2 separate regions of the Homo sapiens genome follow, and region 2 is linked to region 1. A link is an interaction called in ENCODE POLR2A ChIA-PET data of the cell type or tissue named here. Cell type or tissue: A673. All regions are shown on one strand. Links, peaks and the distances in the headings refer to the core of each region. The heading gives the core; the rest is flanking DNA. Region 1 has its middle 15 kb from the start of SLC35G2. Region 2 overlaps IL20RB (interleukin 20 receptor subunit beta).

Region 1 (16,592 bases), core at 4,065-12,064:
GAAAGTGAGGGGAAAGGGAGGTGACTGGCCAGATGTTAAACTAATGGAATTTGAAATTCCTGGATAGAGCTTTATGAGCCTGGTTCAATATTAAGGAGCTGTCACCAGGACCAAGAGCTCTTTTCTGGTGATGATGGTCTTTTTGAGTCTTGGTTAAATTAAAAACAAAAGAAAACAAAATGAAAATGGGCTTGGGGCTGTGGGCAGTGGCTCATACTTATAATCTCAGCACTTTGGGAGGCCAAGGCAGGCAGATCGCTTGAGCTCAGGAGTTTGAGACCAGCCTGAGTAACATAGGAAACCCTCTCTCTACAAAAAATACAAAAATTAGCCAGGTCTGGTGGTGCATTCCTGTAGTCCCAGCTACTCGGGAGGCTGAGGCAGGAGAATCACTTTAACCTGGGAGGTGGAGGTTGCAGTGAGCTGAAATCACACTGCTGCACTCCAGCATGGATGACAGAGTGAGACCCTGTCTCAAAAAAAGAAAACAAAAAAAGTAAAACAATAATAAAAGGGCTTGGCTTATAGAATCTTAAATCAGTGGTCATCAAACATTTTGACTCACATATTCTCTAAAATAATTTGAAAACTACGTATCTCCTTGCATTTTTTAAGTTGACATTTAACATTTTTATCATAAGTTTAATCATTGCAAACTATATAGTTTCTGGCACTTTAAAAATACAGACATTTGGCCGGGCGCGGTGGCTCACGCCTGTAATCCCAGCACTTTGGGAGGCCGAGGCGGGCGGATCACAAGGTCAGGAGATCAAGACCATCCTGGCTAACACGGTGAAACCCCGTCTCTACTAAAAATACAAAACATTAGCCGGGCGAGGTGGCGGGCGCCTGTAGTCCCAGCTACTCGGGAGTCTGAGGCAGGAGAATGGCATGAACCCCAGGGCGGGGAGCCTGCAGTGAGCCGAGATCGCGCCACTGCACTCCAGCCTGGGCGACAGCGAGACTCCGTCTCAAAAAAAAAAAAAAAATAGACATTTTAAAATTAAGTCATTATATAACTTTTAAATAAATCCAGTGGAATCTAAATAACAAAGCAATTCAATATTTGATATCCTCCCCATCAACATTATTATCATTATTATTATTTTTTGGAGATAGAGTCTTGCTCTGTGGCCCAGGCTGGAGTGCAATGGTGTGCAACGGTGTGATCTCGGGTCACTGCAACCTCCGCCTCCTGGGTTCAAGTGATTCTCCTGCCTCAGCCTCCTGAGTAGCTGAGATTACAGGTGCCCACCACCATGTCGGCTTTTTTTTGTATTTTTAGTAGAGATGGGGTTTCACCATGTTGGCCAGGCTGGTCTTGAACTCCTGACCTCAGGTGATCAGTCCACCTGGGCCTCCCAAAGCACTGGGATTACAGGCGTGAGCCATCACACCTAGCCCCAAACCAACATCCATTTAAAAAATACATGAACAGTCCATCTCAGTGGCTCACGCCTATAATCCTAGCACTTTGGGAGGCTGAGGCAGGCAGATCATGAGGTCAAGAGATTGAGACCATCCTGGCCAACATGGTGAAACCTCGTCTCTAATAAAAGTACAAAAATTATCTGGGTGTGGTGGTGCGCACCTGTAGTCCCAGCTATTCAGGAGGCTGAGGCAGGAAAATCTCTTGAACCTGGGAGGCGGAGGTTGCAGTGAGCCGAGATGGCACCACTGCACTCCAGCCTGGCAACAGAGTGAGACTCTGTCTCAAAAACAAAACAAAACAAAACAAAACACGAACAACCTCTTTTTCAGCAGAAAATTTTACATTGGCCTTTTTTCTCCTTGAACTTATATTTCCATTCCACTTTCTCCACAGATTTTTTTTTTTTTTGAGACAGAATTTCACACCCGTTGCCCAGGCGGAAGTGCAATGGCACAATCTTGGCTCACTGCAACCTCCGCCTCCCGGGTTCAAGCGATTCTCCTGCCTCAGCCTCCCAAGTGGCTGGGATTACAGGCACACACCACCACGCCCGGCTAATTTTTGTATTTTTAGTAGAGATGGGGTTTCACCACATTGGCCAGGCTGGTCTTGAACTCCTGACCTCGTGATCTGCCCGCCTCAGCCTCCCCAAGTGCTAGGTTTACAGGCATGAGCCACTGCACCCAGCCCACAGAATTTTTTTATACTTGAAAGTCTTTTATTGATCACACCATCATACTTCTTGGCAACAAAAATTATGTATGTAAATTAAAATGGAATTAATTAGAAAGAAGTTTATTAATGAGATGGAAGGCTATTTTTATTCTATTTTATTTTATTTATTTATTATTTTTGAGACGGAGTCTCACTCTGTCACCCAGGCTGGAGTGCAGTGGCGCGATCTCGGCTCACTGAAAGCTCCACCTCCTGGGTTCATGCCATTCTCCTGCCTCAGCCTCCCGAGTAGCTGGGACTACAGGTGCCCGCCACCACACCTGGCTAATTTTTTGCAGTTTTTGTAGAGATGAGGTTTCACCGTGTTAGCCAGGATGGTCTCGATCTCCTGACCTCATGATCCGCCCACCTCAGCCTCCCAAAGTGCTGGGATTACAGGCGTGAGCCACTGCGTCCGGCCGATGGAAGGCTATTTTTAAAAATTGTTTCATGAATGCATGAGTGAAATTTTTTTATTGCTGAAATGAGATAGCATTTAGAATCATTCACATTTCTTTTTTGTTTATGTGTGTATACATATACACATAACATATATATGGCTCTGACAAATCTTTATATAAATAAGATGATGGGAATAGAAGAATGGAAGACATTTTGTTATAACCAAATGTCACTCAAGCTTCAAACTCCTCCTAAGTTATATGCCAAAAAAAGATATATTATAAAAAATTATTTTTGTTGAACGATCAGCTGACAACTTGATTAGATCCTCCTCTGATTTTGTTGACATTAAAGAATAGGAAACACCAGGCTTATAAACAATCTTGTTATCCAATGATTCACTTTCTCAGCACTAAGACCAAAATATCATACCTCCTCCAACACACACACACACGCACACGCACGCACACACACACACACCAAACACACCACAGACACACACCACCCACACATCCTTTCACTCTTTCTTGGTGCACTAGAGTGAGATTCAGGATGGGTGGGAAGTGTGTGCTCTCTTTAGTGCAGAGGGGGAAGGATAACTGTAAAAATGGTAGATAGGAAATGAGAACCTGAGAGATAAAAATCAGTACCAAACATTTAGCAAAAAAGAAACAAGAAAGTTGAGGATCTGAAATTTGATTTTCTTTTCTTCAATTCTTTCCTTTTTTTGAGATGGGGTCTTGTTCTGTCACCAGGGTGGAGTGCAGTGGCATGATCTCGGCTCACTGCAGCCTCCGCCTCCCAGGTTCAAGCGATTCTCCTGCCCCAGCCCCCCTAATAGCTGGGACTACAGGCGTACACCACCATGCTGGGCTGATTTTTGTATTTTTAGTAGAGATGGGGTTTCACCATGTTGGCCTAGAACTTCTGACCTCGAATGATCTGTCTGCCTCGGCCTCCCAAAGTCCTGGGATTACAGGCGTGAGCAGCTGCACCTGGCCTGAAATTTGGTTTTCTTAGAACCATCTTGCACTTGAATCCTTTGGAAAGTCTTCACATGCTTCTAAGGCTACACACATTCCTCAGGTGGAGGACCATTGTCTTAGGACATATTATTGCTGTCCTGTGTGGGAGCAAGAATGGGAACGTCTACCTCTCAGGTCCGGAATAAACTTTCTAAACAAGAATTTTCTAAGAAAAGGAAATCCCTTCTTGTATCTTGCCATGTTGGCCTTGCCTTAACCTTGAAATGCTTGTCTTGGGGGTATTCCTTCTGCACCTTGAGTTTTTCTCTCTGTATATGATCCTTATTGAGCTCCATTTCTTAGCCTTGGGTCCTTCCTTGGTGGCTGTCCTCTTAGATGAAAAATACTAAGGGATTTCTTTTCTATCTCTATCCTGATTCACAGGGATTGACCCCAGGAAAAGATTCCAAGATAGTCATTATCTTTGGTGGAGGAGGGACAGATTCTTGTTTTGGACCTACAGAAAAGGATATGAGAGATCCCTAAGTCTGATCAAGTAAGTCTTCAAGCTGGGTGCACAACACAAATTTCCCCAATTCTGACTATCCGCACACCTCTAAATGCTCCCTTCACACCAACTCTCCCAGAGACCTGGAAATGTTTTAAATAGCAGAGAATCTATTTGGCAGAAGGGTGGAAAAATGTATTGAAAGAGTCAAGGCTAAAAGCAGTGAGACTATTTAGGAGAACTTTGTGACCACTTAAAAGACCTTTATGGCCTGTGCAAGAGATAATGATAGCCTAAACTCAGGCAGGAGCAGAGGGGATGGAAGGAATGTGTTAACTTGGGAGATGTTAAAGAAGTGGAAACGATTTACTCAACTTATGACTGATTGGATGAAGGTGATGACAGAGGGTATGGTTTAGGATGAGTTCCATTTTTCTGATATGGGCAACTAGATAAATTGTAGTACTGATATGGTTTGGATCTGTGTCCCCATCCAAACCTCATGTTGAATTGTAATCCCCAATGTTGAAGATGGGAGGTAATTGGATCATGGGGGCAGTTTCTTATGGTTTAACATCATCCCCCTTGGTGCTGTCATGGCAATAGTGAGTTGTCGTGAGATCTGGTTGTTTAAAAGTGTGTGACACCCCTCCCGTCCTGCTCCTACTCCAGCCACGTAAGAGAAGCCTGCATCCCCTTCGCCTTCTGCCATGATTGTTAAGTTTTCTGAGGCCTTCCCAGAAGCCAAGGAGGTGGCCAGCATCATGTCTCCTGTACAGCCTGCAGAACTGTGAGCCAATTAAACCTCTTTTCTTTATAAATTACCCAGCCTTAGGTATTCCTTTATAGCAGTGTGAGAATGGACTAATACAAGTCCCATTCACCCATTAGGCACAAAGTAAAAATGAATTTGAGGAGAAGATGGCAAGTTCAATTTTTGCATGATTAATTGGAGGGAGCTGCTGGATAGACAGGAATACTTATAAAGTAGGTGGTTCAATACATGGGTCTGGAGCCCAGGAAAGGGCTCTGAATTAAAGATACAAATTTAGGAATCAGTAGTGTATAGGTGTAAATTCAAGCCATGAGAGAGGATTAAATTACCCAGAGAGAGGGTATAGAAAGGGATGAGAAGAGTGCTAAGTGCAGAATGCTTAGAAAAACAAACACAAGTCTGGGTAAGGTAGAGACACCAGCCAAAGAGATGTTGAAAACAGAAGAGAGGGAGGAGAGCTTCCAGGAACACGTACATTGTCCTAGAGTCATATGTCTCAAAATATGAGTGGATCTTTCTTTTTCTCTCTCTCTCTTTTTTTTTTTTTTTTTGAGATGGAGTGTCATTCTGTCCCCCAGGCTGGAGTGCAGTGGCGTGATCTTGGCTCACTGCAACCTCTGCCTCCCTGGTTCGAGTGATTCTCCTGCCTCAGCCTCCCAAGTAGCTGTGGCATTACAGGGGCCTACCACCATGGCCAGCTAATTTTTGTATTTTTAGTAGAGACAGGGTTTCATCATGTTGGCCAGGTTGGTCTGGAACTCCTGACCTCAGGTGATCCACTCTCCTCGGCCTCCCAAAGTGTTGGGATTACAGGTGTGAACCACCATGCCCGGCCTCTTTTTTTTTTTTTTTTTTTTTTTTTGAGACGGAGCTTTGCTCTGTCGCCCAGGCTGGAGTACAATGGCGCGATCTCAGCTCACTGCAACCTCCGCCTCCTGGGTTCAAGTGGTTCTCCTGCCTCAGCCTCCTGCGTAGCTGGTATTACAGGTGCGTGCCACCATGCCTGGCTAAGTTTTGTATTTTTAGTAGAGACGGTGATTCACCATGTTGGTCAGGCTGATTTTGAACTCCTGACCTCGTGATCTGCCCACCTCAGCCTTCCAAAGTGCTGGGATTACAAGCGTGAGTCACCACGCCCAGCGGAGTGTATCTTTCCTAAATAAATGCAAAAAAAATTAAAACTTTTTTCAATCCTATTGCCCCATTAGTGACTCCCCCATTTCTTTCTTTTGTCTACATGCTAAACTTCTTGAAAGAGTTGTTTTCCATTTCTGTCTCCAATTCCTCATCTCCAACTCTTCTCTTAGAATCCAGCCATGTAGTTTCTGCCTTTTCCATTCTACTGACCTTGACCTCTCAAGGATCTTCAGAATATATTACCAATGGCTTTTTCTCATCCCAGGCTTTTGGAGATGATGCAAAGAAGCACCAGTAGGGGTGTAGGGAAATGAGAAAGAAAAGAGAAGGGAGATAATAAATGGTGTATTTTCAAGTCAGTTACCACTGTGGGCAACTGGAGCTTAATTCTGCTGGGGAACTCTCAGAGTCTGTGTACAGCATAGGCTCAGAGTTATTCTAAGGGGTAAGGAATCTGGCATATATACATACCAACTCTAGTCAGTCCTTGATTGAGGGTTGCTGCATTTGGGTGAGGATGAGGAAGCATTAATTCCCCTGTACTTCTGGCTTGACGGTGCTGAGGCAGAATAGAATCCAGTGACTAAAGGTCCTAAGACATTAGGAGTCAGGAGTCCTGCCCTGTGCGATAAGACCTGAGAAGTTATGGACAGGACACTAAATGGGTCTGCCACATCCCTTCTGGGTCTCCCCAACATATTTTACTCTGCCATACACTCTTTCTTGAAGTATTCTCTTTCTTTGATTCCTGTCCTGGTACCCTAACCTGGTTCCTATTCCCATCTTTGCCCTCTCTTCACCTTGAATAGTTACTTTTTTCTTTCTTCTACGTCTTAAACAGGAGCAAACTGGAAGGTGGAACTCCAGTTGTCAGTCCTCTGTTCTTTGTTTCTTTACAGACTCACTTGATTATTTTTCTAACTTCACTCCCTCAACTCTCGCTTTTATGCAGATTACTCCCAGTGTGTTGTGTATAATTAAGCTCAATGACTTAGCTGTTAAGATCAAGATTTATTTGAAGGTCTTCAGAAAAAAAAAAGACTTTGGCTATCTTTTATAACTCAACAGACTGAAAAATCTATAAATGTCTGCTGGGAGTCATTCAAGAATTACACTTCCAGCTGACAGTGTGAGAAGCAGGCTCAATATATGACTCAGCTTGCAATCAATAGAGCATTATGCTTCAAGGAAATAGGAAAGTCTCACACCAATTTAGAATTTGTCGCTAAATTTAGTCTGACTCTTTGTCCAGAAAGAAGTGCAGCTCCCTACTGTCAAAAGCTGAGCTCTTGGGATTTTTTTGCCTATTTCCTGGGCAGAGCTATAATTAACAATGTTTGCTCTCAAGAAAAGCAGCATGACGTGTGTCCTTAAATCAAGCCTGTGTAAGTGAGTGAGTGTGTGTGTGTGTCTGTGTGTGTGTGAGAGAGAGAGACAGAAAGAGAGAGAGAGAGAGAGACAAGGAGGAGATGATCACGTGGTGATTAGGGAACGGTAGAGTGAAGGAATTGGAGCCTAAGGGAAGAATAAAAGGCTTCATCCATCCCACTGGCTTCTAGGAACTAGCGTGGAAGTGAGAGAATTTTAGATTTTTAGACTGTGCTCAATCTTTTTTCATCATCATTTACAAATTTCTTTGGGCCTGTGTCTGATACCTAAGAGGGGAACACTGAAAATTTTACTGGAAGCTCTGGGCACGTGGGAGGGGCTTGGTAAGAAACCCAAGAATTCTGATTCCTGATTTTTTAATGTGGCCAATTTTAAACACTTTTGGGGTTTTGTTTGTTTTCTTTCTAGATCTTGGAGATCTGTTTGTCCCCAGGGTTCTGAAATTTCATGAAGCTATGCCCTGGTGTGGGCAGACTTTAGAGTGCTATGCTGGCACTCCATAGGCCCTTTCAATCTGGAGACTCTAGGATATTGTCCTGAATTGTTTTGAGGATGATTTCCTTCCCTCTGTTTTCTCTCTTCTCTTTTTCTAGACCCTGTATTTGGATGTTGGACTTCCTGACAGGTCTTCTAATTTTCTTACCTTTTCTGTCCTTTATTCCATCATTTTGTCCTTTTGTCCTATGTTATGGGAGACTCTCTTTCAACCCATTTACTGTGTATTTGTTTTTTTAATTTTTACTGTCTAACTTTAAATTTTCAAGGCTTTCTTCATGTTCTCTGGGTATTCCTTTTCATAAACACACCATTTTCCTCTTTCATTGATGTAATATTCATCTCTCTGAAGATTTTTGGTGATTTATTTTCTTTCTTTCTGTTTTTTTTTTTTTTTTTGAGATGGGGTCTTGAACTACTGGGCTCAAGTAATCTCCTCAGCCTCTGTAGTACCTAGGATTATAGGTGTGCACTACCACACCTGGCTAATTAAAAAACAAACAAACAAAAAAAAACTTTTTGTAGAGATGGAGTCTTGCTATGTTGCCTACGCTGGTCTCAAACTTTTTACCCCATTCAACACTCCTGCCTTGGCCTTCCAAAGTGGTGAGATCACAGACATGAGCCACTGTGCCTGGACTAATTCATGCTTTCTATTTGTCATCTTAGTTTAGGTTTCATCCTGAGACAAAACCTTGGATGACCCACCCTAGTTAGGACCCTCTTCTAGGAAACACAGGTGGTGAGGGAAAGGTCTGGGTCCCTGGAGGTACCTCTGAAGAAGGGAATTCTGTGAACCTAGAAAATTTAATCTTTCCCCTAGACCAAAGAGAGTGGGGATTCCTGCAGTTCTGTCCACGTTGTCTCCTGGGGCTGTGTATCTGCTGAGGTTCGCTGGAGATTCTGTAGGGGAGGGTCAGGATTGACAAAGATTATTTGCTGGCCAAACTTTAGCCAAGCTCCTAACACTTCTCTTAGGCCCATTTGTACACTCCTTTGAAAAATCCAGTTTTAGCAAAGAACCCTGCTAAGTTGGTTTAGCAAGACCCGCCCACACTTGATGTGTGATCACCCTCAAGATCTGACCAGGTTCCACATCCTCCACCATCCCCTAGGTGACGTCTGATCACCCTGGCCTATCTTCAGCAAGAATCCTGTTAGGTTGGTTTAGCCAGAATATCCCTGTTTCCCCTGATGTTTACTCTTTTTATTTATTTATTTATTTTGATTTTCTTTTTTTTTTAGACAGAGTCTCGCTCTGCTGCCCAGGCTGGAGCGCAGTGGCGTGATCTCAGCTCACTGCAACCTCCACCTCCTGGATTCAGGTGATTCTCCTGCCTAAGTCTCCTGAGCATCTGGGATTACAGCACACCACCACACCCGGCTAATTTTTGTATTTTTAGTAGAGACAGGGTTTCTCCATGTTGGTCAGGCTGGTCTCAAACTCCCAACCTCAGATGATCCATCTGCCTTGGCCTCCCAAAGTGCTGGGATTACAGGCGTGAGCCACAGAGCCCGGCCTCATTCATGAACTTTTAAAAACAAAATCAATTTATTAGAGTATCTTAGAAGGTTGGAGATGAAAAAAGCTTAGAAAACATCAAGTTTAACTCTGCCATTTTAGAGCTGAGGAACTTGTAGGTCCAGAGGGGTTAATGGGTTTGCTCAAGGTCACACAGCTACTGAGCAGCAGAGCTAATAGAACTCAAGCCTTCTATCCCCCCTTAGGAGCCTGTGCCTAACACCACCTGCTGTGTGGGCAGGCTGCCAGTCTGCATGTCCACATCTCCTTAAAGATCATTAATGTGGTTCATAAACCACCTTACAGCTGAAGCAGATTTCACTCTAATTTTATCACATTTGTTATTATTACATATAACATTAAATACCCACAGTGAGCAGTCACATCTTGAGTTTTAAAATGAAAGAGTCTTTCCAGATTAATGGAGAGAGAAGTTACTCTGCATTTAGGAAATTTGGTGGCAGGCTGATTGTTCTTTGCCATTAGGCCCCCAATACTTCCACTGGGGCCTAGCTCTGGTGATTCCTCACAGCAGATTCCCTCCCCACTGCCTTGCCTTTTGTTTGTATTTTCATAGTTAAATCTGAGCAGAGGACTCTTAGGTAGTGGATTTTAGTGTATCAAGTACAACTACTGGATATTATTTAAACATTTTTTTTCTAGAGCACAGATCAGGAGTCAGAAAGGATCTTGATGGGGAAGTACCAACCACAGGAAAGAGTTGCTAAGATTAAGTTATTTCTGTTTTGCATTAATTTTTTATTTTTTAAGTTTTTTTATTTTAATTTTTTTAGTATTCTGTTCAATAAATGCTTGTTGAGCAGTAAGTCAAATCAGATTTGGTAGATATCAGAGATGATGAATGTTTGGTGTTTTGGGCCACTCAACACAAATTTCCCCTTTTCTGGGAACTGGTATCTAATATTTATTCCCAGGGTCCGAGTACCTCGGGGAAATCTGGTGCTACCCCTCTACTGCTTTAGAAATGGGATGTTGATATGGGATATGATGTTATTTTAAGCTAGTAAACACCACCCTTATAACCACAGTGATTGGAAGAGAAAGTCCAACCAGACTCAGCTCTGGACTTTGGTTCATCACTGGGAGTGGAGAAGTGCTCGTCTTCCTTTCATGTGAACAAAGAAGCCTGTGGGTCCAGAAACCTTTGATAGTCATCTTGGAACGACAGGGAGAGAAGCCTGCCAAGAATGAAACCAACAATGAAGAAGTAGAATTGAGAAACAGAGAGAAACTTGGTCTTGATCTCGTCATTTTAGGAGCTAAATGAAGACTGGCCTGCAGCTCTGGACTGTTCAATTACATGAACACTTATATTCCCTTATTGCTTGAAACAGCCTGTTTTACTTAATTTAAAAGAATATATCAAGGTCAGGCTCATGCCTGTAATCCCTTTGGGAGGCCGAGGTGGGCAGATCACTTGAAGCCAGGAGTTCAAGACCACCCTGGCCAACATGGTGAAACATACAAAATATAAAAAATACAAAAAATTACCCGGGTGTGGTGGCAGGTGCTGTAATCCCAGTTACTCAGGAGGCAGCATCAGGAGAATCACTTGAGCCTGGGAGATGGAGGTTGCAGTGACCCAAGATAATGCCACTGCACTCCGGCCTGTGTGACAGAACATGATTGTCTCAAAAAAAAAATGTACATGTTCTTCTCTTTTCCATTTCGGTGTATATGACCTTCTCTATAGTCAGCCGCAAGTATCTACCAACCACTGGGGATGGGAGTGGAGATTAGTACTCCTAAAAAAATGGAATTAATTTAGGAAAAAGAAGAGTCAAAGTTCAGCTTTTTACTTGGGTGCAGAAAGGGTAAAAAGGGGAGATAGTGGAGTAAGCAGCCTTGAATCATGATTTTAACCTTTAGGCAGAAATTCCATTAAGGCTATTAAATTGACTGTGAAGAAAGCTGAAAGTAGAGGGTCTTGGATTCCACTCCCTGTTTGGAAATAAGACAGGAGAAAGTCTCACAGGGTGGCTCTGCACCAATACAGGATGGCTAAAGCAGAGTGAAAGAGCAACATGGCACAGATAGAGTGAGACCTGAGTTGACAGTCCTGATCTTATTCAGGCTTTAGCATGGTATGGAAGGGATCCAGAGGTTGCTGCATGCACTGTTATGTACTTAGAAAGTAGCTGATGGTGCTAGCTAGTCTGGCAGAAGGTTATCATGGTGGCAACAAAGTGACCTTGTAGCCAAACCTGCAGGCAAATTACCTGGGTTGCGAATTCTCTGGGAGTCACAGCCAGACATCAGGGGGATCAACAGTGCCAGTGTCAACCAAGTAGGGACAGAGATAATCTGCCCTGTTGCGTTGGCTTGAGTTTCCCCATCAATGATTCCTCATGTGATTTAAAATGTTTTAATTGTACTCATATTTTTTTCTGAGAGTACTGTGTACTATGGGTGGTGACACACTTGACATTTGTATTTGCATTTTTTAGCCCCCAATTTTTTTTTTTAAAGACAAGGTCTTGGTCTGTGGTCCAGTCTGGAATGCACTGGCATGATCCTAGCTCATTGCATCCTTGAACTCCTGTGCTCAAGTGATCCTCCCACCTCAACCTCCTGAGTAGCTAGGACTACAGGTGTGTACCATCACACCTGACTGTTTTTAATTGCTTTATTTTTTGTAGTGATCAGGTCTTGCTATGTTGCCCAGGCCAGTCTTGAAATTCTGGTCTCAAGTGATCCTCCTGCCTCAGCCTCCCAAAGTGCTGGGATTACAGGTGTGAACCACCACACCTGGCCCAAGTTAACATTTTTTTATTGTGGCAAAATATGCATAACATAAAATTTACCATTTTCACCATTTAAAAATTTGTAAACTTCATTTTATTATTTAATGTGTAAGACTAATAAAAATACCATGAAAAGCAATTAGAATCATAAATATAGTATTGTGGTGTTTTTTGTTTTTTTTGAGATGGTGTCTCGCTCTGTTGCCCAGGCTGGAGTGCAATGGCATGGTCTCGACTCATTGCAACCTCTGCCTGCTGGTTCAAGTGATTCTCCTGCATCAGCCTCCCAAGTAGATGGGACTATAGGTGCGTGCCACCACATCTGGCTAGTTTTTGTATTTCTAGTAGAGACAGGGTTTTACTATGTTGGCGAGGGAGATTCAAACTCCTGACCTCGTGATCCACCTGCCTCGGCCTCCCAAAGTGCTGGGATTATAGGCGTGAGCCACAGCACCCGGCCTGTAATGGTTTTTTCTATGTAGACTTTGAAATTCTTTGATTATTGCATTATAAACCATTAATCTAAGTAATTAAGGAAACATCCAGAGAATTTTCTTTCACTAAATGTTTAAAGGAGTTTCTTTTCTTTTAATTTAGATCGTAGTTGAAGGAGATGGAGAAAGAGTAGGTCCTTTTTTTTTTTTTTTTTTTTTTTTGAGACAGTTTCGCTCTTGTCACCCAGGCTGGAGTGCAATGGCGTGATCTCAGCTCACTGCAACCTCTGCCTCCTGGGTTCAAGCAATTATCCTGCCTCAGCCTTCTGAGTAGCTGAGATTACAGGCGCCCACTACCATGGCTGGCTAATTTTTGTATTTTTAGTAGAGATGGGGTTTCATGATGTTGGCCAGGCCGGCCTCAAACTCCTGACCACAGGTGATTCTCCCGCCTTGGCCTCCCAAACTGCTAGGATTGCAGGCATGAGCCACCGCACCTAGTGAGCAGGTCCTTCTTAGATTACTGATTGAAATTGCAGTGTAGACCCTTTCATTTTCTTTTCATAATCTTCAAATTTCTCATACTGAGTGACAAAGAATTTATTCCTCCAGTCTTCAGAAATATCCTTTCTTATGAAGGGAGACAGAATGGTCCATCTGATCATTTTCCATAGTGGTATAATTTCCACTAGGATTCTGCTTTATCACATCAGAAGAGCTATACCAGAGGGTTTTTCCCACAGTTTCTTCTGGCACGTCTTTCTCTATTTAACAGCTTCTGAATTCCACACTTTGAATTCTCTTTCATGTCTTCATAAAAATAGGTAAAAGATACAAAAGTCTTTTCCTTTTCTCCCAGCAGTTTCTGGTATAGTCATACTAGAAACCAAAACACAGCTTTACAGCCATGAATTTATCCAGGAACTCCTCCTAGGTTCCAGGCTCTGGGTGCATTTTTGCCAACTGGTAGAAATAATAAGACACAGCCACATCTTTGGCATTCCATGCCATGAAGGTTATCCTGCAGTCATTCTTCTGAAATAAAGAAGGGAGAAGTTGAATGTGTAGGTATGTTTTCACCAATCAAGGAGATTGCATGTTTTTATTTTATTTATTTTATTTTTATTTTTATTTATTTTTTTTTTTTTGAGACGGAGTCTTGCTCTGTCGCCCAGGCTGGAGTGCAGTGGCGCAATCTCGGCTTACTGTTAGCTCTGCCTCCCAGGTTCATGCCATTCTCCTGCCTCAGCCTCCCAAGTAGGTGGGACTACAGGCGCCTGCCACCATGCCCAGCTAATTTTTTTGTATTTTTTTTAGTAGAGACGGGGTTTCACCATGTTAGCCAGGATGGTCTCGATCTCCTGACCTCGTGATCAGCCCGCCTCAGCCTCCCAAAGTGCTGGGATTACAGGCGTGAAACACCACGCCCAACCGGAGATTGCATGTTTTTCAACTGCTCAACACCACTTGTGAGTTTGGGAATTATAAATTCCATGAAAGGCACTTAGTTTGTATATTGCAACCCATTTAAATTTCTCTGCATCCCCATTGTTACGGATCAAATCCAGTGTTTCACAGATCCAGTTTTGGGACAGGTGGAGGTCAGAAGGTCATTTGGTTGTGCCTCAAGCAACCCCACCTGGGACCACTCCTTAGCAATGCTCCAGAGGAGGAGAATATGCTGAACATCCACTCATTCCCTCCTGAAGCTATCCTGCTTCTTGTCAATTTGAGGAGATTTTTCTGAAGTGCAATTTTTTATCTTCCTTTGTTTTCAACCTTTTTCAACTCCACCCCTGCCTTACCTCATTCAAATTGATTGATTGATTGATTGACTGAGACGGAGTCTCAGTCTGTCGTCCAGGCTGGAGTGCAATGGCGTGATCTTGGCTCACCACAACCTCTGCCTCCCAGGCTCAAGTGATTCTCCTACGCCCGGCCTCATTCAAATATTTTTTATTTAAAAAGATTACAGGGTGGGCTCAGTGGCTCATGCCTGTAATCTCAGGACTTTGGGAGGCCAAGGCAGGTGGATCACTTGAGGCCAGAAGTTCAAGACCAGCCTGGCCAATATGGTGAAACCCCATCTCCACTAAAAATACAAAAAATTAACTGGGCATGGTGGCACAGGCCTGTACTCCCAGCTACTCAAAGAACCTCTTGAACCTGGAGGTGGAGGCTGCAGTGAGCTGAGATCAAGCCACTGCACTCTAGCCTGGGTTACAGAGTGACTCTGTCTCAAAAAAAAAAAAAAAAAAAGAAAAGAAAAGAAAAGAAAAGGAAAGGAAAAAGATTATGGTTATGGTTATGGTTCAAACTATTTGGCAAAAGACAATCAATGACAAAATTATAGGCTGTGCACGGTGGCTCATGCCTGTAATCCCAGCATTTTTGGAGGTCGAGGCAGGCAGATCACCTGAGGTCAGGAGTTCGAGACCAGCCTGACCAACATGGTGAAACCCTGTCTCTACAAAAAATACAAAAATTAGCCAGGCGTAGTGGCAGGTGCTTGTAACCCCAGCTACTTGGGAGGCTGAGGCACAAGAATCACTTGAACCCAGGAGGTAGAGCCTGCAGTGAGCCAAGATTGCACCACTGCACTCCAGCCTGGGCAATAGAGTGAGACTCTTTCTCAAAAAAAAAAAAGTTATAATAAATTTAGCTTAAAGACTTCAACTGGCTTTATTTGTGATTCTAGAATCAAGGCAACACTTTATTCTTTAAAATAAACTAAGTGTTCCCCCATTTTAGTCATTTTTAAGTGAACAGTTCTATGGCATTAAACATATGCACATTGTTGTTCAACCATCACCACCACCCATCTGCAGAACTCTTCTGTCTTTCCCAACGGAAACTTTGTACCATTAAACACTAAGTCCCCATTCTCCACCCCAGCCTCAGTACCACCATTCTACTTTCTGTCTGTATGAATTTGACTACTCTAGGTACCTCATATAAGTGGAATAATAAAGTATTTGTATTTGTCCTTTTGGCCTATTTCACTTAGCATAATATTATTAAGGTTCATGCATGTAATAGCATGTGTCAGAATGTCCTTCCTTTTCAAGGCTGAATTATATTTCACTGTCTGTGTATACCATACTTTTTAAATTCATTCATCCATTGACAAACACTTGAGTTACTTCCACATTTTAGCTATTGTGATTAATGCTGCTATGAACATGGGTGTACAAATATCTGTTCAAGTCTCTCATTTCACTTCTTTTGTTTATGTATCATAAGTAAAATGACTGGATCAGGCTAGGCACAGTGGCTCATGCCTGAAATCCCAGCACTTTGGGAGGCCGAGGTGGGCAGATCATCTGAGGTCAGGCGTTCGATACCAGACTGGCCAACATGGTGAAACTGCGTCTCTACAAAAATTAGCTGGCATGGTGGCACAGACCTGTAGTCCTAACTACTCTGGAGGCTGAGGTGGGAAGATCACTTGAACCTGGGAGGTGGAGGTTGTAGTGAGCTAAGATCATGCCATTGCACTCCAGCCTGGATGACAGAGTGAGACACTGTCTCAAATTTAAAAAAAAGGAAAAAAGAAAAAAAGAAAAAGAAGTAAAAGTACTGGATCATATGGCAAATCTGTCTTTAATTTTTTGAGGAATCGTTATACCAGTTTCCCCAGTGGTTATGATGCAGGATTTTCTGCTCCTTAGTTCAGCTAAAATCCAGCGTATTGTCTCATGACCAGGAAAAATTAGGCATGCAGATGCATTGAAGGGTGAGGAGGGCAGATTTATTGGGTGAAAAGAAAACTCTCGGCAAAGAAAGAGGGGGTCTTGTGAACAGGCTTTCACCTCACAGATTAAATACCAGGCCACCACACATGAGCTGAAGAGGCCAGGCTCTTCCCCCTGCATAAGGTGTGAATTCCCGGTGGCTCCACCCCATTCTCTCAGTGCACAGGCATTGCAGGCATGCCCAGGGAAGACTCTGGGCAGGTTCCCTCATCTGCACAAAAGCATATGATGTTTGGGACGGTGAGAGATTATCTGGGAACCCTCCCTTATCTGCCTCCTGTATCTGTCAGCTATAGCAT
Region 2 (8,000 bases), core at 1-8,000, 190 kb after region 1:
TTAATCTCTCTGTAAAACAGGAACAATGTTAGGCTGGGCATGGTGGCTCATGCCTGTAATCCCAGCACTTTGGGAGGCCAAAGCCAGTGGATCACGAGGTCAGGAGATCAAGACCATCCTGGCTAACACAGTGAAACCCCGTCGCCTGTAGTCCCAGCTACTCCGGAGGCTGAGGCAGGAGAATGGTGTGAACCTGGGAGGCGGAGCTTGCAGTGAGCCAAGATCGGGCCACTGCACTCCAGCCTGGGCGACAGAGCGAGACTCCATCTCAAATAAATAAATAAATAAATAAATAAATAAATAAATAAATAAATAAAAATAAAACAGGAACAATGTTTACCTTCTAAAGCTTCCTGGGCAGATTAAATGAGATAAGCATGCAGAAGGCATAGGACAGAGGTTCCTGCCCCAACGCTGTCAAACAACTCTTCTCTGAACTGAAACTTCAGATTATTTTCTCTAATTCTGGTCTCAATAAAGATGGAGATCAGAAGACCCAATTCTGATGACATCTGACAGAAAAGTTGAGGAGTCAAATATCTGTTTCCCTTCTGAAGGTGTTTCAGAGGTAGTGCTAGTGGTGCTATGTGGTCATATGAACCTCAGGACTGAGTGTGTTTTGCACAGTTGGCCCTGGCTTCCCAAGTCCTCCTGACCCCTGTCCAGGTAGCTCTTCAACAAGCAGGCATAAACACTTCTCTGATGAGGGACGCGATGGGGAAAGGCTTTGTTCTCTGAAAACTCCCTGTAGGAACTGCCTTTCTTCTGAGTGTCCACTTGTGTCCGGAATTGGTGGGTTCTTGATCTCACTGACTTCAAGAATGAAGCCGCAGACCCTCGCGGTGAGTGTTACAGCTCTTAAGGTGGCGCGTCTGGAGTCTGTCCCTTCTGATGTTCGGATGTGTTCAGAGTTTCTTCCTTCTGGTGGGTTCCTAGTCTCGCTGGCTCAGGAGTGAAGCTGCAGATCTTCACGGTGAGTGTTACAGCTCTTAAGGCGGCGCGTCTGGAGTTGTTCGTTCCTCCTGGTGGGCTCGTGGTCTCGCTGGCTTCAGGAGTGAAGCTGCAGACCTTCGCGGTGAGTGTTACAGCTCATAAAAGCAGTGTGGACCCAAAGAGTGAGCAGTAGCAAGATTTATTGCAAAGAGCGAAAGAACAAAGCTTCCACAGTGTGGAAGGGGACCCGAGCGGGTTGCCACTGCTGGCTCGGGCAGCCTGCTTTTATTCTCTTATCTGGCCCCACCCACGTCCTGCTGATTGGTAGAGCCCAGTGGTCTGTTTTGACAGGGCGCTGATTCGTGCGTTTACAATCCCTGAGCTAGACACAAAGGTTCTCCACGTCCCCACCAGATTAGTTAGATACAGAGTATAGACACAAAGGTTCTCCAAGGCCCCACCAGAGTAGCTAGATACAGAGTGTCGATTGGTGCACTCACAAACCCTGAGCTAGTAGACACAGGGTGCTGATTGGTGTGTTTACAAACTTGAGCTAGAGACAGAGTGCCCATTGGTGTATTTACAATCCCTGAGCTAGACATAAAGATTCTCCAAGGCCCCACCAGACTCAGGAGGCCAGCTGGCTTCACCCAGTGGATCCCGCACCAGGGCTGCCGGTGGAGCTGCGTGCCAGTCCTGCGCCCTGCGTCCGCACTCCTCAGCCCTTGGGTGGTCGATGGGACTGGGCGCCGTGGAGCAGGGGGTGGCGCTCATCGGGGAGGCTCGGGCCGCACAGGAGCCCATGGAGGGGGTGGGAGGCTCAGGCATGGCGGGCTGCAGGTCCCGAGCCACGCCCCACGGGAAGGCAGCTAAGGCCCGGTGAGAAATCTAGCACGGCGCCGGTGGGCTGGCACTGCTGGAGGACCCAGTACACCCTCCGCAGCCGCTGGCCCGGGTGCTAAGCCCCTCATTGCCGGGGCCGGCAGGGCCGGCCGGCTGCTCCGAGTGCGGGGCCCACCAAGCCCACGCCCACCCGGAACTCCAGCTGGCCCGCAAGCGCCGCGTGCAGCCCCGGTTCCAGCTCGCGCCTCTCCCTCCACACCTCCCTGCAAGCTGAGGGAGCCGGCTCCAGTCTTGGCCAGCCCAGAAAGGGGCTCCCGCAGTGCAGCGGTGGGCTGAAGGGCTCCTCAAGTGCGGCCAAAGTGGGAGCCCAGGCAGAGGACGCGCCCAGAGTGAGCGAGGGCTGTGAGGACTGCCAGCATGCTGTCACCTCTCACACTGACCCCAGGGAAGGCAGATTTAGCCCAGAACATGCCCCACCCCTTTCCAATCCAAGACCAGTGATCAGGGTGGCCCTTCTGGTCCTGCAGTATCTGGGTCTGAAAGGCAAGTATAACTCCATCACCAGTAACCAGGGTGTAGAGACTATCTGTGTGGGCCCTTCTGTTCTTGGTCTGCTGATGGGAAGGTATCCACAAGGGCTGTGGGCCTCTCTGCTGGGGACCTTGCAATATGGAAGATGATGTTTGTACTTATGCTGTAATTTCTAGAGTTGATTATTGGAATCTGTAAAAAGCCTGTGGGCTGGGCACATTGGCTCACTCCTGTAATCCCAGCACTTTGGGAGCTCGAGGTGGGCGAACTGCTTGAGTCTAGGAATTAGAGACCAGCCTGGGCAATGTGGTGAAGTCCCATCTCTACAAAAAATACAAAAAACATTAGCTGAGTGCGGTGATGTGTGCCTGTAGTTCCAGCTACTTGGGAGGCTAAGGTGGGAGGATTACCTGAGACTGAGAGTTCGAGGCTGCAGTGAGCCATGATAGTGCCACTATACACTCCAGCTTGGGTGACAGAGTGAGACCCTGTCTGAAAAAAAAAGAAACAAGAAAAAAAAAAGCCGGTGACTTGCCAGCTGAGAACTGGGCTGAGAATAGAATGGCCAACCCTATTCACAGGCTGCTCATCTGCTGATATGTGAAAGTTATCAGTAGCCAGTACATGCCACAGATCTGTGTGAGCTGTGGGAATGCACATGGCCCTGCCAGGTATGCTCATTCCTAAGGGGCAAAGACTGGGGCTGGCTGTTCAGTATAGACCTGAGCTCACATAGGCATTTGGCAAGCATTAAAATATAGCATCTGCTCACTTAGATGAGCCAAAGTGAGGAGCAATTTCTGCTGAAAAAGTGGTGACAGGAGGGGCATGGATCATAAAATTTTAAAAGAGCAAGAGATAATGTTTACTGGAGTTTTTAATCACTTTTCTTGTGTATATGTGCCTCCTGGAGAAGGAACAGTGGACTTTATTAAAGGATTAAAAAAGAAGAGAATTATAGCATTTGTCATTTGTTTCTTCATTTATTCATCACTCAAAAAGCATTTACTGAGCACCTGCTGCATACAGGAGAGTATTTGTGTACATGTTTCCATGAGCTTGAAGCTACAGCAGACTCCCTTCCTCTCCTACGGAGACGGACATATTTCCATACATGACCCGGTCATTGTGTTCCAGGGAAATCAACCCTGTCTGGGGCTGGCTTTGACTCTCCTGTTGTCTTGCCAACAGCCATCCTTACCCGACCTGGGATGGAGATCACCAAAGATGGCTTCCACCTGGTTATTGAGCTGGAGGACCTGGGGCCCCAGTTTGAGTTCCTTGTGGCCTACTGGAGGAGGGAGCCTGGTGCCGAGGTGAGACTCCAGCCTTGGCCTTTGGGTCAGGCTTCGGGAAAGAAGGCACAGATTTCTGAGGGTGAGCAAGGGAAGGCTGCCCCTGCTCACTGGGTGACCTGGGGATGAGCAGTCCTGGGTGAAGTGTGCAAAAGATGAGTATGCTGACCACCCCATCAGCCTCTTCTCCAAAGAACTTCCTTGGTCCATTCAATCATGCCTTGGCTGGGAGCATTTCCAGGCCAGATCTGCTGAAGTATGGGGCTGCCCCCTTACCCTAAACTCTAACATAGTTGGACCACAATATCTTTTCAATGCCTTTTTTCTCCCTCATCAGCTCATCTCCTCAGCCACTTAGGGGCAGCAATCAGGATTTGTAGATCAACAGGATGATTTCAAAAGCACACAACGCTGGTACAAACCTCCTGAGGGTGTGTGTCTTGGCAGGGTGAAGAGGTAGAGGCAGGGATCCAGGAGTTGGCTTATGAGTAAACCCATCTAACTATGAGCAGGTGGGCCATGCAGAATGCTCAGGTGGGGTGCTGCCCTCCCCATGGGAAGGGTGCTACAGCCTGGGATGGGTGGGAGGCCAGCCCTCACAGAGGGAATAGCCAGACAAGCAGCAGCAGTATGAGGAGTGGAGCACGATCAGGAACTAGGGGACACTCAGACCTGTGGAGCCTCTGTCCAAGCATATGATGACAAAGCTTAGAGGCCCACTCCAGGCAGCACAAGCAAAGATAGGCTTTATCACAAGGACTAATACGGTGCAATAAGGAGCTCTCACAGATCTATAAACAGCTGGCAGAGGGCCAGGCTCCAGCCTCACTTACCCAGGGCCCTTGCTCCCCTCTGGTGGGTCCCTGCTCTTGCACACTTTCTATGGCCCTTTCCTAGCTTATTCCAGGCTGTGATCCCTCATCAATGCTTCCTACTCATGCCTATGATGTGCCCCCAGCCTCTCGAGGCCTCTCAGGCCTGACTTCTCCTCACTGTGTCCTCTCTCCTTTGTCCCTGCTTCTAGCTCTCGGTATTCAGTTTCCCAAGACCAAATCCTCAGAAGAAGAATCCAATTGGTCTTGCTCGTCTTATCAGGCCAAGCTTCAGGGGTTGCTGGTAGCCAGCTCGCCTCTGATTGGACCCTTCTCAGGCCAAGGGTACCCTTGATCTTATAGCAGTATCTGGACTAAGAGCACATGCCTCACCACCCATTCAAAGAGGGCTGTAGGTTGGGTAGCTTCCCATGAAAGGTGGTGTGGGCAGGTACAACACTGGGTTTCGGTATTTACCCCTGCTAGGCAAGAGCCCACGGTAGGATATGGCATTGCCAGCCAGGCAGATGGAGTAGTGTTGGGGACAGGGCAGAGCCTGTGCAGGAGGAAGCATGCAGCTCCCTCAGATTCGCTGGGATGGAGCCCACTACCCACCTTTGGTAACTGGCAGGGCCAGGGCTAAGAGGGGAGCATGTACCCTGAGTCATCTAGGCTTGGTCCAGGCAAGCCTCCACAGGATCAGATGCAGAGCACAGCCTCAGGGAGGGGCATGGAGGTGGAAGGGTGAACAGACGGATGGACAGATGGGTGGATGAGTGAGGAGGTGCTGCCCGTGGCTCCACTGCACACTGATTCCTTGGCAGCAGTGGCCATGCCAAGCCCCTGCTCAAGTCAGGGTCTCTGCACAAATGTTACCCTATCAGAGAAGCCTTCTCTAACCACTCTGTTTAAGATGGTGCCTCCTCGTTACCATCTCTTTGCTCTGCTTTTTCCTTCACAGTCCTTGTCACCACCTGATGTGTATTTTTTTATAGTCTGTTTCACCCCATGTAAGCCCCATGAGAGCAAGGACTTTGTCCATTTTGTTCAATGCTAGGTCCCTGTGCTTAGAGCAGTGCCTAGCACATAGTAGGTACTTAATAAATATGATTGAATGAATGAGTGCCTGAATGAATGTATGTGTGAGAGGGAACATTCTGTGTGCATCTGGAAAGGAAGTATCTGCAACTTTCCTTCCCTGGCACTTTTTGCCCTTTCCAGTCCTGCTGCCTTCTGGGAATAACTGCTTTCTTTTTATCTTTTATTTTTTGAGACAGAGTCTCGCTCTGTCGCCCAAGCTGGAGTGCAGTGGCACGATCTCGGATCACTGCAACTTCTGCCTCCTGGGTTCAAGTGATTCTCCTGCCTCAGCCTCCTGAGTAGCTGGGATTACAGGCACCCACCACCATGCCTGGCTAATTTTTTATTTGTAGTAGAGATGGGGTGTTTCACCATGTTGGTCAGGCTGGTCTTGAACTCCTGACCTCAGGTGATCCGCCCGCCTCAGGCTCCCAAAGTGCTGGGATTATAGGCGTGAGCCACCGCACTTGGCCAATAACTGTGTTTTCTGGTCTGTCAAAGGAACATGTCAAAATGGTGAGGAGTGGGGGTATTCCAGTGCACCTAGAAACCATGGAGCCAGGGGCTGCATACTGTGTGAAGGCCCAGACATTCGTGAAGGCCATTGGGAGGTACAGCGCCTTCAGCCAGACAGAATGTGTGGAGGTGCAAGGTAAGGATGGCTTCTCTGTCCCTGGAGCCCTGCACAGGTGATAGCCCCTCCTGGCATATCTCAGAGGCCTGCTGGGTTCCTTTGGTTCTGAGTTTTTCCTTGATTTCACTGACCTCCCTCATGGACTGGGTGGGTTCCCATAGTGAAATTATGTTTGTGAATCTGATTCCCCTAGAGGCAGGAGTCCACCCTGGGGCTGGGTGGGGTTACGAGCAGCTGTCTGAAACACTTTCCCCCTTAAAGCTTCCTAGGCCTGGGGGCCAGGTGTTGCAAGACTGGTTTACCAGATGGTTACTGCCTGTGAATCAGAGTGGGCTGCAGGAGAGGCAGCCACAGGCTTCAGAGGGTCAGACCTTGGAAGGAGGTGCTACGTTGTATAACACCACAGCCTTCTTCATCTGGAAGGGACCTTATGGAAAGCCTAGAGAATCCTCTTGTTTGAATTACTCTTTTCCCTTGAATATTTTAAGGTCAGAAAACCTACAATGTTTAAAAACCCTTTGAAAAGAAGCAAAACCAAACAAGAGCCTACATCCCATGATCTGTCACTCAAACATCACTAGTTACATTTTTGTGTATAGCCTTTTAGTCTTTAAAAATAGAACTATTTTTTTAAAAAGACGAATTATTATCTTAATTATATAGTATATTTATTTATTTATTTTTCTTTCTAAAAAAATTTATTTTGTTTCATATGTAGAGACAAGGTCTTGCTCTGTTGCCTGGGCCTTGGCCTCCAAAGAGCTGAGATTACAGGTGTGAGCCACCATGCTCAGCTCATTTAGGGCATCATCCTTCAGTCATTGCCATGTGTAGGCACATGCTGTAGTCCTATAACATACACATTTTGTGCCTGCTTTTTCACAAATATCATATCCATAACATTTTTCATGCAGATTTCCTGATTACTATTTTATGCTACTTTATAAAATCATACAAGTCAAGCTTGCTTAACAATCCAAACAACACCAAAGCATATAAAGTAAGAGGAGGGCCAGGCATGGTGGCTCACACCTGTAATCCCGGCACTTTGGGAGGCTGAGGCAGAAGGATTGCTTGAGCCCAGGAGTTCAACACCAGCCTGGGCAACATAGCGAGACCTCGTCTCATTTTAATAAATAAATAAAGAGGTGAGTGTGCCCCATTCTCCTGCACATCACTCAGGAGGTTTCCGTTGGTGAGTCTGGCGTTTAATCTTCCAGGCGTTGTCTGTGTGGTACCAATGCTCACACACATAGATGGGATGATATTGTACCTACTACTCTGTACTTGGCTTGTCTTCACTCAGTAGTATATTGTGAACATCTTTTCATGTCAATACATATGGATCTACCTCATTCTTTTTTATTATACTTTAAGTTCTAGGGTACATGTGCACAAAGTGCAGGTTTGTTACATATGTATACATGTGCCATGTTGGTTTCCTGCACCCATTAACTCGTCATTTACATTAGGTATATCTCCTAATGCTATCCCTCCCCCAACCCCCACCCCATGACCGGCCCCAGTGTGTTATGTTCCCCGCTGTTTGTCCAAGTGTTCTCATTGTTCAGTTCCCACCTATGAGTGAGAACATGCAGTGTATGGTTTTCTGTTCTCGCGATAGTTTGCTCAGAATGATGGTTCTCCCTCATTTTTAAAGAGCCAGGTGTGGTGGCTCATGCCTGTAATCCTGGCACTTTGGGAGGCCGAGACAGGTGGATCACCTGAGGTCAGAAATTTGAGACCAGCCTGACCATTGTGATGAAACCCTGTCTCTACTAAAAATACAAAAATTAGCCAGGCATGGTGGTGCACGTCTGTAATCCCAGCTACTGGAAAGGCTGAGGCATGAAAATCGCTTGAACCCAGGAG

The links. ChIA-PET counts read pairs that join two places held together with the same protein. Peaks named below come from ENCODE experiments on the same cell type or tissue, not always from the same donor. Only the 100,000 strongest peaks of a DNase experiment are listed, where the experiment ranks them.
Region 2: POLR2A ChIA-PET joins it to region 1 with 15 read pairs; 2 of 35 experiments call an interaction of 5 or more read pairs at or near these places.

The regions. Positions count from the first base shown.
Region 1 is chr3:136,795,462-136,812,053 of GRCh38, forward strand. It overlaps the pseudogene SULT1D1P2. Among named protein-coding and RNA genes, the nearest start is that of SLC35G2, 15 kb to the right of the region's middle. RefSeq lists an enhancer at 10,648-10,697. In A673, for the core only: no CTCF peak of the experiment used is centred there; a DNase peak (open chromatin) is centred at 7,210; H3K27ac peaks cover 1,757 bases.
Region 2 is chr3:136,985,943-136,993,942 of GRCh38, forward strand. IL20RB (interleukin 20 receptor subunit beta) reads left to right here. Exons shown (of 7, transcript NM_144717.4): 4 at 3,499-3,623; 5 at 5,996-6,146. Among named protein-coding and RNA genes, the nearest start is that of IL20RB-AS1, 7.8 kb to the left of the region's middle. In A673, for the core only: no CTCF peak of the experiment used is centred there; no DNase peak of the experiment used is centred there.